2 separate regions of the Homo sapiens genome follow, and region 2 is linked to region 1. A link is a loop called in an ENCODE intact Hi-C map of the cell type or tissue named here. Cell type or tissue: HCT116. All regions are shown on one strand. Links, peaks and the distances in the headings refer to the core of each region. The heading gives the core; the rest is flanking DNA. Region 1 has its middle 26 kb from the start of GP2. Region 2 overlaps VPS35L (VPS35 endosomal protein sorting factor like).

Evidence for each region. Peaks named below come from ENCODE experiments on the same cell type or tissue, not always from the same donor. Only the 100,000 strongest peaks of a DNase experiment are listed, where the experiment ranks them.
Region 2: a loop joins it to region 1, with 2.5 times the contacts of the local background. A loop is called at or near these places in 2 of 110 quality-filtered maps.

What each region holds. Positions count from the first base shown.
Region 1 is chr16:20,296,835-20,306,649 of GRCh38, forward strand. No RefSeq gene overlaps it. Among named protein-coding and RNA genes, the nearest start is that of GP2, 26 kb to the right of the region's middle. In HCT116, for the core only: a CTCF peak has its summit at 3,812 (motif pointing left); a DNase peak (open chromatin) is centred at 3,817; H3K27me3 peaks cover 1,827 bases.
Region 2 is chr16:19,600,356-19,602,855 of GRCh38, forward strand. VPS35L (VPS35 endosomal protein sorting factor like) reads left to right here. Exons shown (of 31, transcript NM_020314.7): 9 at 1,309-1,368. Among named protein-coding and RNA genes, the nearest start is that of VPS35L, 46 kb to the left of the region's middle. In HCT116, for the core only: a CTCF peak has its summit at 1,182 (motif pointing right); a DNase peak (open chromatin) is centred at 1,206.

The sequences.
Region 1 (9,815 bases), core at 2,784-5,283:
TCCACTGTGGCCCAGGGAAGCCAAAAGATTGGACACTCTGGTTTAGACCTTCTTTTAAGGGGATTTTTCTGGAAGCCACACTTATATCTCCACTCTTACTTACATGTCATTAGCCAGAACTTAGTCCATGACCACCTTTCTCTCACAGGGAGGCTGGGAAATGTAGTTTTTCTAATTGAGCATATGACCACCACCAACAAAATTTGGGTTCTGATTATAAGTATCTATTCTTTACTACTAGTTAGAATGAAGAAGAGAATGGCTGTTGCTAATTCTAACTACTAGTAACAAGTAGTTCCTACCACAATGACCCTGGGCAAGTGTCTTCCACTTTTGGGCTCTATCTCTCCCAATGTAAAATAAAGTTGGTCTTAATGATCAAAGAGATCCTATCCAACTATAAGGCAGTTCGATTCCATGGTTCTGTCCCTAAATATGTTTATCAGTGATGCTCAGTGGAAAGGAAAACAACCTGGGTATTGTCCTCATGCAGTACCCCTAGTGTGCTCAGCCTGATGAGATGTCAGAACATATCCTGTACTTGTCTGTCTATTCATCCATCTACCTGTTAAAAATACATTTTTTTTGAGATGGAGTTTCACTTTTGTTGCCCAAGCTGGAGGGCAATGGCATGATCTCGGCTCACTGCAACTTCTGCCTCCTGGGTTCAAGCGATTCTCTTGTCTCAGCTTGTGGGTAGCTGGGATTACAGGCGCCCACTACCACGCCTGGCTATTTTTTTTTTGTATTTTTAGTAGAGACAGGGTTTCACCATGTTGGCCAGGCTGGTCTCAAACTCCTGACTTCAGGTGATCCACCTGCCTCCACCTCCCAAAGTGCTGGGAATATAGGCATGAGCCACCGCACCAGGCCCCTGTTAAAAATATTTCTGAGTACTACTACCTGATAAGTACTAAGGATACAGCTGTGAGTTTAAGCAGACATTGTCCCTGCTCTCCCTGTCCTCTTAGCAGTTTAGTAGGTAAGACAGATATAAACAAATAATGATGCAAATGTTCAACAAAGTGCTATAATGAATGTTGATGTACTACACAAGCGTTATAAAGAAAATGTATGTTGGGGGGTGTAATTTAGGTGGGGTGGAAAAGAAGATTTTCCCAAGAATTTATTTTGAAGCTGACACCTGAAGGAGGGGTCAGACATGCAAAGAGTCAGAGAAAGTGCACTCTAGGCAGAGAGAACAGCAAGTTCAGACACAGGCCCTGAGGCAGGAAAGAGCTGGGCTCATTCTAGGAAATGAAGGATGGCCAGGGTGTCCAGACATCATCAGTGAGGGGGAGGCTGATATGTAATGAGGCTGGAGTAGTCAGTGGATACCACAGCTTGCAGGGCCATGTAAGCTCTGGGAGGGAAATTTGATTTTATTCTAAGGGTAGTGGGAAGGCATTGGCGTGTTTCAGGCAGAGGTGGGGGCAAGGGTGACATGATGAGATGTGCATCTTCACAAAGATTTCTCTAGATGCTGAATAGGACCTGAACAGGTTTGGATGGGGGTGGTAGTGAGCAGTGGTCACATTGAGAGTTGTATGGGTTTCACCCATCCATTCACTCATCCATCAACCTATTCATCCACCCATCCATCTTTTCATCCATTTATCTTTTCACCCATCCACCCATCCATCCATCCACCCACTCATCCATCCATTGAACCATCCACCTATCCATCCATCCATCCATCCATCTGTCCGTCCATCTGTCCATCCATCCGTCCATCCATCCATCCATCCATCCATCCATCCATCCATCCATCCGTCTGTCCGTCCATCTGTCCATCTGTCCATCCATCCATCCATCCATCTATTCATCCGTCAATCTACCCATTCATTCATTCAACCATTCACCTATCCATCTATCCATCTACCCATTCATCCTTTCATCCATCCATCCAACCATCATCCACCTACCCATTCAACAAACATTCATAAAGCATCTTTAACTGCCAGCTTCTCCACTACATGTGTTGGGTGAATAAGATGGTTCATTTTCTCAAGGAGTTTACCAGTTAGAAAGGTAGAGAGACACACATAAACAAACCATCATGGTTGAGTGCAGGTCCTAACAGCAGTAAGCTCTAAGAAGGGTGGGAAGAGATTCTTAGCAGTGGTGAACTGTTTGCCTAGTGCCAATGGCAGGTGAAAAGCCACCATGTGATTCACCGCTCTGGCTGCCAAGAGTGAGGACTTTTCTGGGTCACAGGGAAATAAACACATTTTAGGGCAACAGCAAGACAAGGGGAAGTAACAGCCTTGGAATTTAGCTTGGGGTTAAACAAAAAAATCTTGGGAGATGCTAGGATGTAGACACATCCAGAATGGATGGAATTATCCCATGAATCTATTCTATGGTGTCCTCAGCATGAGTTTGAAGATTCCTTGTTGGCATCTCATTGATTTATTGGCTGGATTCTGGCAGCTGTTGGTGAGAGCAAGATTGACTGCTCCAGGCATGAAACAAACCATAGAGGAACAAGTTCAAACTCTTTTCAGCTGTATGCAAACAACTTAACCTCTCTGAGCCTTAGCTGCTTCAACTCTAAAATGGTAAATAGCATTGAGCTTGAGAAACCCTGGAATAAGATGGCTGAAGCCTAAGTTCAGTAACTGGTTCATTGTTAGTGGACCTGAGAAACTGACAGGATAGATGCAGCTAGGGTTGAAAAGGCACATAATATAATGGTTAACGGTGTGGACAGTGGAACCTTGCCTCCTAGATTCAAATCTTCCAATTTTCTCTTCTTTCTGTTCCACTTGCATCTGTAAACCATGTGCCCAGTCATGGCCCCACAGCTGGGCAACGCCATTATGTACTCCTTTGACCACGGCTCCAAGACCTTCAGAGCATCTTGTGAGGCTCTTCTCTCCAGCAGATGAAGGGTTATTATCCTCCCTTAGATTTGGTAACTGAGGCCCAAAGGAATCAAGAACTTTGGCCAAGCACGAGTCCCCATTTTACAAAGGGAGAAACAGCCTCAGAGAGTTTCAGTAATGAATGCAAGTCCACAATGCTAGTAAGTGAATGAGCTGGGATTTGAACCCAGACCTATCTAGCTCCAGAATCCTTCTTTCATGGAGTTCAAGTCTACCAGAAGGAGGGGAGGAATTGAAACAGATGATAGATAAGTAGATGAGTAAGTAAGTCTAACGATTATAAAAATAATTATAAGATCTGCGAAGAAAGTAAACTGGCTGGTGTGATAGAGAGGAAATGGGAGAAGAGCAATCTTTTTCAATCGGGAGATCAGGGAAAGACTCCCAGAAGGGAGGTAATAAACCCTAAAACCATTCTTGGTAATGCATGTAGTGCATGCAGTATGATATTTGGCACCTAGAAAGTTCCAATAATTGGTAGTCATTATTAAGGAAAGTGAAATGCTTTCTCAAAGATAATTGTAAAATCAAAGGGATAGTGTGTGTTTTGTCCTACTTCCAACATCTAGAGCCTTTCTCTCATGGAATAGGAGGGAGGAGAAAACTGAGGGCAGTGATAGGCTTGGCAAACAGGGGCCTTGGCCGGCTCAAAGCTTCAGCACCTGGGGCCAGCTGCCTCATTCAGTGCTTGGCAACGCCCCCGCAGAGTGGAGAATGCCAAGAGGGTAAGTGTCATCTCCGCTCTCCACGCAGTAGCTGTGTGACCTTGGGCAAGTCACATCTCCTGTCTGGGCATCTGTTTGTTCATCTGTAAAATGAAGGTTTCGGTCTAGATGGGTTTTTCAGATCCCTTCCAGCTCTAATTCTGTGTCATCTGAACTCTGACCAACGCCTCCCTCCTTCCGCGGACGTGTTCCCACAGTGCCCTCTATTGGCTGTTTAGTAGAGAGCAGGTACCACACATGCAGCTCCGGGGACCGGGAGAAATGGGAACTGCCAGCTGCCCTTCTTCTGTGAGGGATTTAGAACCCTTGGGGCACATCAGGATCCGCACACAGGATAAGAGTTAGGCAGTCTGACTTCCTAGAGTCACAGAATTTTGGAAAGGGAGACTTAAAGACTATTTATTGCAACAACAGCAGTATTAGCTAACATTTGTTTAGGGCTAACCATTTACTGAACATGGGCTTGATACTGTGCATAAAGTCATGAGTATAACAGGCACAGGGCCGTCCTGAGGGTAGTAACGTGTACACGGAGACCCAAAGAGTGAGGACTTGCCCATGTGAAGATCAGCTGGAAAGACTGTAACAGCCAAGAGAATAGCATGTGCAAAGGTCCTGGAGGAGAAAAAGACAAGGGTGTGTTTGGAACCAAAGGAAGTAGAGTCAATTGTTACTAGATACTGGAGGCTAAAGAATCTTGGAATGTGAAAACCATGATGACTGGTGGAGTTACAATCACTTTGTAAAACTGCTTAGCAGTATTTACCAAAGCTGAATATATACACTTCAGGAAGATGAGCTTATGCGCTCACCAAAAAGGCATAAATAAGAAAGCAGCATGCTTACCAGTAGCTGAAAGCTGGAAATAGCCCACATGTCCATCAACAGTAGAATGGATCAATAAATTAGGCTTTATTCTTCCAATAGAATCATGTCAGCAATCAGAATGAGATCCAAGTATAATTAAACTCAACAATATGGATCAGGTTCACAAAGAGAATGTTGCACATGTTAGTAAGAAACTGAGTTCAAATGATATATATTCCTTTTATATAAAGTTCAAAACCACCGTATGGTGCTAGAAGTCAGGATAGCGGTTGCCTTTGGGAGATGTAGGAACTGGAGGGGCAAGAGGGGGCTTCTGGGAGCAGCCACTGTTGTATTTCATGAACGGGGTGATGGTTACACAGGAGCGTTCATTTTGTTAAAATTCATCAAGCTGTACTTGTGATGTATGTGCATGATCTGTATATTATATGCCAATAAAATATAGTAAAAGCATTATGTGGTTACCAGGTCACATCCACTTGTTCATCACAGTCTCATTTACTGTCACCACCAGTAGGAGCAACACAGACAGGAATATTTTGAGACCAAGATTCTAAGTGCTACTTTTCCGCCTGAGGAGCTCCAAGTAGAGGGTAACTCTTGACAAGATAGGCCAGTTCCTCGGAGTCCTTGAAGAGTGGAGAATGACTGGACAAGGAGCTGGCTCACTGGGCTCTTTAGAAAGAGCCAGAAAGAATCAAGGAAGGGAAAGTTTTCACTCCCAAGGCATCTCAGAGTCTGAATCAGCTTCCTGCTTAGCATTTCAGTACCAGAGAGGCACTCTCCCAGGTTCTGAATTTGCTGGAGGGTTCTGAGGCCAAGTTTAGCAGTGGGGATTTGTCTTGAGACTGCCTCAGGCTGGGTAAAAGAGGGCGGTTTTAGGGCCAGAAGGTTTGACATCCATACCTTGTCAACAGCGAAGTCACAGGTCGTCAAGTATAACAGAGGAGGTATCATTATCTTAATTTACAGATGACCTGAGGGAAGTTAAGTGCAGTTCTTGAACTGCTCACATCAGCAGAAGTCAGGCTGAAATATGAATTTCTTGATTCCTGGTTCAGTGCACTCTGAGTGTCAGTTTCCTCGTGGACACAAAGAGGGAGTTGAATTAGATCATCTGTAAAGCTCCTCTGTGTGTCCCAGGTCCAGTGACTCTTCTGAGTTCTTGCTGAAGATAAAAGGACCTTAACAATTTCTCAGGAAGAATGGATGCAGTATCATTTACCCTTGCCTGCGTTAACTAGCAGCTGTCAGCACATGCATACACAAAGATGTGCACATATGGGCACATATGTACACACAGGCACATGTGCACACTCATGCACACATGCATACACACATACACACTATGCACGTTTGTATGCTGTCATGCACAGGCACACATATGTACACAAACATCTTGCCACAGTTCTGAGGTAGTTTTTTTTATTGTTGTTTTTCTTTTTTCTTTCTTTTTTTTTTTTCTGAGGCAGAGTCTTACTCTGTCGCCCAGGGTGGAATGCAGTGGCGCGATCTCAGCTCACTGCAACCTCCACCTCCTGGGTTCAAGCAATTCTCCTGCCTCAGCCTCTCTATACTAGCCGAGATTACAGGTGCCTGCCACCTTGCCTGGCTAATTTTTGTATTTTAGTACAGACGGGGTTTTACCATATTGGCCAGGCTGGTCTCGAGCTCCTGACCTCAAGCTGTCCACCCTCCTTGGCCTCCCAAAGTGCTGGGATTACAGATGTGAGCCACCGCACCCAGCCTGAGGTAGATTTTATATTTGTCATTGCCCAGCATCAAGCGTCAGGCAGGGAGGCAGAAAGAGCACCTGTATTACATTTAAGCGAATCCAAGTTTGAATCTTGCATTCTGTCACTTCCTAACTGTGCAACCTAGAGCAAGTTCCCTAATGTTTGTCTCTTCCTTCCTTATCTGTGATTTGAAGTGCTGACTCATCTGTAGGCACTAAATAAATGGCAGGCAGGTGTTATCTGTATGGTGTCAAGGAGTTCCTTAAACCTCTCTGAGCATGTTTCTTCCTCTGTAAAATGGAATAACAGCCCCAATATCAAAGGGAGAGGCTGAAGCAAAGTATATGACGTAAAGAGTTTATTTGAGCCAGGATAAGGAAGATTCAGACATCAGTCACCTTGGATATGAGCTCCACTTGGCCTTTATTACAGGCAGATTTTTAAAGGCAAAAAAGGAGGGGGACAAGGATTGGACTGATACAAAGTTCTGCCGCGGATTCTCATTGATTTACAGAAATAACATTGATTAGTGATTGGCTACCCATTGTTAAGCCTTAGAGTGTGGGATGTTGTGTCCAGTGAGGTGTTATTAGGTTAATTCATAGCTACTTGTGGCAATAGCAGGCAGTTTTGACAGATGAATACATAGCTCTAAAGAGGGAGAATAAGATGTGATTGCCGTTTGAATGCTTCTCTGGGCCTAATAATTTGAAAGAGCCCACATTCCTCGATAAAAGTTCTTTTCTTTCCTTGGGATTAAGTTAGATGATAAATTTACAATGTTTAGCATGCCGATTTATATGTATTAAGTATTCATAAAGTGTTATTCCATGTGCTGAGCGAGGGGAACACCCTCCCACGTGCTCCCATGAGCCCTATTTCTGGCAGATGTAAAGATTTTTTTTAAATGGCTTTTTTTGGCCACATCTAGGAAGTAAGAGGGAAAATAAAGAGAAGTGAGAAACAGCTTAGTCCATGAAAATGGTAATAATGGTAGTAATGATGGTGATGAGAATGCTGCAGTTTTCTTCTGTATGATTTTTTTTTTTTTGAGACAGAGTCTCACTCTTGTCACCCGGGCTGGAGTGCAATGGCACTATCTCAGCTCACTGCAACCTTCACCTCCCGGGTTCAAGTGATTCTCCTGCCTTAGCCTCCGGAGTAGCTGGGATTACAGCCACGCACCACCACTCCTGGTTAATTTTTATATTTATAGTAGAGATGGGGATTCACCATGTTGGCCAGGCTGGTCTCGAACTCCTGACCAGGTGTCAGGTGATCCACCTGCCTCAGACTCCCGAAGCATTGGGATTACAGGCATGAGCCAGTACGATGTGTTTTTTTGTTTGTTTGTTTGTTTTTTTATACTTTAAGTTCTAGGGTACATGTGCACAATGTGCAGGTTTGTTACATATGTATACATGCGCCATGTTGGTGTGCTGTACCCATTAACTCGTCATTTACATTAGGTGTATCTCCTAATGCTATCCCTCCCCCCTCCCCCCACCCCATGACAGGCCCCAGTGTGTGATGTTTCCCTTCCTGTGTCCAAATGTTCTCATTGTTCAATTCCCATCTATGAGTGAGAACATGCGGTGTTTGGTTTTTTGTCCTTGCGATAGTTTGCTGAGAATGATGGTTTCCAGCTTCATCCATGTCCCTACAAAGGACCTGAACTCATCTTTTTTATGGCTGCATAGTATTCCATGGTGTATATGTGCCACATTTTCTTAATCCAGTCTATCATTGATGGACATTTGGGTTAGTTCCAAGTCTTTGCTATTGTGAATAGTGCCACAATAAACATACGTGTGCATGTGTCTTTATAGCAGCATGATTTATAATCCTTTGGGTATATACCCAGTAATGGGATGGCTGGGTCAAATGGTATTTCTAGTTCTAGATCCTTGAGGAATCACCACACTGTCTTCCACAATGGTTGAACTAGCTTTTATGCATTGCAAAGTGACTACACAAAGTGACCTATCCCTTGTCTCCTTTATCTCTCTAGCAACCCTCCAGTTATTAGGGCAGCTACTACTCTCATCTTCCATATAAGAAGTGGGAACACTTTCATGGATGTTCTGGGACTCACAGTCCAAGTCCTGGTTCTTAGAGAGTTGGATCCAGATCCTGTGTCTTGTAGGTATATAGGTATATGTTTATGCATTGAAATGAAATATGTACAACTAGGTCCTTCCCCGTCTCCCCTATAAAGCCTATAAAGTCTTCTATGAAACAAAGTTAATTCCATTCTCAGACAGAGGCTCCCAGAATCCAGTGTTTTGGTTGGTCTCCGCTACAAATGCTTTTTCTGATATTTGTGTGTTTGCAAGTCCCTCTCTGAGACTTTCTAAAATTTGATTGTTAATTGGCTGTTATATGCATGAAGTTCTGGACTTGGTGTCCCAAGCTCTTTATAGATTTACTTTTTTTCTCCCCCTCCTGCCATTAAATAATCACCCTTGAGCTTCTCTCAACTTACTCTCCATCAATAACCATTGTATTCGTTCCATTACAGCCCTCCTAAATACAAAACAATGACGACAACAACAAACCATTCAAACTTCCAACCAACTTCCCCTGAAGGCACAGAAGGTGAGACCTAAGGGAAAAGAAATCCACCCTCTTTAACATCAGCTAACAGCATAGGAGTAAATGCCTGGTACAGAGCCCAGAATTCCTATTTCACATTCTGATTTGGCACTTTCACCATAATGGGAAAATCTCCTCTACTTTTCCTGTGAAGCTGTTTCTTCTCCTTCTGGAAGATAACAGCAGGATGATAGAGGAGGTCAAAGGATAAAGAGAAAGGATGCAGCCTATTTCTTCATTTATTTGACCAATAATGTTTGAAAATGATGAAGTCCTTGTCCTCAAGAAACTAACAGCCTGGGGTGAAGGGTGCAGGTGGGACAGATGTAAAAACAATTTCAGATGCAGACGCTACATGTGATTATCAAAGTCTGTAGAGTGGCTCATGCCTGTAATCCCAGCACTTTAGGAGGCTAAGGCAGGCAGATCACCTGAGGTCAGGAGTTCGAGACCAGCCTGGCCAACATGGTAAAACCCCATCTTTACTAAAAATACAAAAAAATAGCCAGGCGTGGTGGCAGTCACCTGTAATCCCAGCTACTCGGGAGGCTGAGGCAGGAGAATCACTTGAACCGGAGAGGCAGAGGTTGTGGTGAGCTGAGATCGCGCCACTGCACTCCAGCCTGGGCAACAAGAGTGAGACTTCATCTCAAAAAAAAAAAAAAAAAAAAAAAAGTCTGTAAAGAAGAGGTCATAAAGTAGGGTAGTAGTTTTTTAAAATATATATCTTCCTTTTCTCTACTTATCATGCTCATGCTTTTCTCTACTTTCTTGAAAAAAATGGAATGTATTTTTTAAACTGTGTTGACTTTCTGGTCTGCTGATTATATTATTTGTCGTTTGTGGGTCTATTTTCTATTGATTGATTTGCCTACTCTACACTGGACAGGGGGATCCAGGAAGCCTTCATAGGAGAAATAACCCCAATAAGGGGAAGTGTCCTCCAGGCAGCAAAACAGCACACGAGAGTAGGGTAGAGTGCAATAGAACAGCTCAGGGAGCCTGAGAAATTCCGTGGCACTGGAAGCTGGGTTATGAAGGGG
Region 2 (2,500 bases), core at 1-2,500, 700 kb before region 1:
ACATATTGATAACATTTTGAAAATACATGCACAGAATAAATAAAACTTTTGATACCAGTTTAGGGGTCCAGGCTGCCTACCTGTTGTGTAGAGTTTTATTGGAACGCAGCCACATCAATTTGTTTGCACATTGTGGCCACTTTTATGCTACAGTGGCAAAGATGAGTCGTCAGGAAAGTGACCCATGACCTACAAAACCTCTAGTATGTTCATCCATCCAACAAATATTGAGTACCCCCTGTGTGCCAGGCACTGATCAGTACTAGGAATATGTCAGTGAACAAAACAAGCACAAATCTCTGCCTTTGTGGAGCTTGCATTCTAGTTGAATCTCAAATTCTGAGGCTTCTAGGGACCAGGCAGGTCACATAAAAGAGTGAAAAGCACGCTGATGATGAGAGACAGTAGGGGGTGGTTGAGACTGGCAAACTGGTTAGTGTATATGCCATTTCAAGGGGCAGCTACTAATTTGCTCTAGCTGTGTTATCCTATAGAGATATCGCCACATTTTTGACATATTTTATGTGAAGAAGGAGAAAATATGGCATGTGAGTTCTCCCAAGTTGTAGAGTTTGTTTTAGTTTTTGTGTTTGAGACAGGGTCTTGCTCTCTCACCCAGGCTGGAGGGCAGTGGGTGATCATGGCTCACCGCAGCCTTGAACTCCTGGGCTCAAGCAATCCTCCCACCTCAGCCTCCCAAGTAGCTGAAACTACAGGCGTGCACTGCCATGCCTGGCTAATTTTTAAATTTTTTGTACATACCCTGTCTCACAGTGTTGCCCAGGCTGCTCTTGAACTCCTGGGCTCAAGCAGTCTTCCTGCCTCGGCTTCCCAAAGTGCTAGGATTACAGGTGTGAGCCACTATGCCCAGCCTCTTCCAGTTTTTACGTGTTGGTAACCAATTCAAAAAATGTTAAAACACTTTGTGGGCTGTTGTGTGTTGTGGAGTGGCCATGCACAACTGGTCACAGGCTGGATTCAGCCCGTGGGCTGCCTGTTTTCACCTCTGGCCTAGCATGGAGTGTGGACCATCGTCTGAGTGGATGGAGATACTTGAGACTCCTTTAGATTCCAAAGGGTAAAACGATCACTTTTCTGCCTTTCAAAGAAAGTAAAAGTCTACTGGAAAAACTAAAAACAAAACAAAAAAAATGTGGCTTAAAATCTGTCCCACCAGGTGGCAGCATACCATCACAAGTTAAAGCCTGTCTGGGCGATGATAGCTCTGGGTCCCTAATTAACAAACATTTATTTACTGTTTGCTCCTGAAGAGTGTGATACTAACACCATCTGTCCTTTTCCTCCCAGGAAAGCTCGTGTACGAGCGCATCTTTTCCATGTGTGTGGATAGCCGCAGCGTCTTACCAGGTAATGTCGCAGCTGTTCCTGGGGTGTCATTCTGCCCTGGAGTCAGGACTAGAAGGCTTTTATTGAGTCAGGATTCATTGAAGCTTGATAAAGGTTTTAATTTTGGGTGTGTTAAAGTAAAAGAAACACCTTTGAAGATTTCTGATCACCTCAGTCTTCTAAAAACATTAGAAGGTTTCTAAATGGCCCGTGTAGGAACTCAGGCAAGTCATTTGAATCTGCAAAGGCCTCACAGTTAGATTCAGCCAAACTTTCACACGAACATATTTTCCTCTGCTGCTTGACTTTAATATTTTTCCTATGTATCGTTCCCTCCTAAGAAGCAACTTGCTTGGAAAAAAAAATCAAAAACGACTTTATGCATATTAAAGAATGATGTCAAATAGATCAATAGTAATTGATGCTTTGAATTCACAATCTATACCCAAATGATTTTGCATTAAATTGACTGTCAATCAAGTTTAAATTCCCAGGAGGTTATAATGGGACAAGTGGATGATGAATTTCTTTTGTCGTATAAATGGTAAGAATGATGTGTCTGGCAATGCAGGACTCTCAGCTGCAGCATCCTTTGCCTTTATTCCTCTTTTTAACTTCCGAGCACTGCTATGAGGAAACGTTCTCATCCGTCCAAGCTAGAGCAACCAGCTTGCTCCATTGCCGCTCCACTTCCCTCCGCTCCTGCAGTGGGGCTTCCCAGGAGGTGAATAGAAAGTGTTTGTGACAGTAACCTATAACCTGACCTATATTCTTCCTTCTTTCCTCTTTCCTTTATTCCTCCCTCTCTCTCCTCCTCTCTCTTCCTCTCCCTCCTCCTCTCCCACCCTCTCCTTTTCTCTCTCCTTCTGCTTCCTATCTGTCCATCAATCGATCAATTTATCTTTATTTAATTTTTTTGAGATGGACTCTTGCTCTGTCACCCAGGCTGCAGGGCAGTGGCACAATCTTGGCTCGCTGCAGCCTTCGCCTCCCGGATTCAAGCGATTCTCCTGCTTCACCCTCCTCAGTAGCTGGGACTACTGGTGCCTGCCACCACACCTGGCTAATTTTTGTATTTTTAGTAGAGACAGGGTTTGTACCATGTTGGCCAGGCTGGTCTCAAACTCCTGACCTCAAGTGATTCATCCGCCTC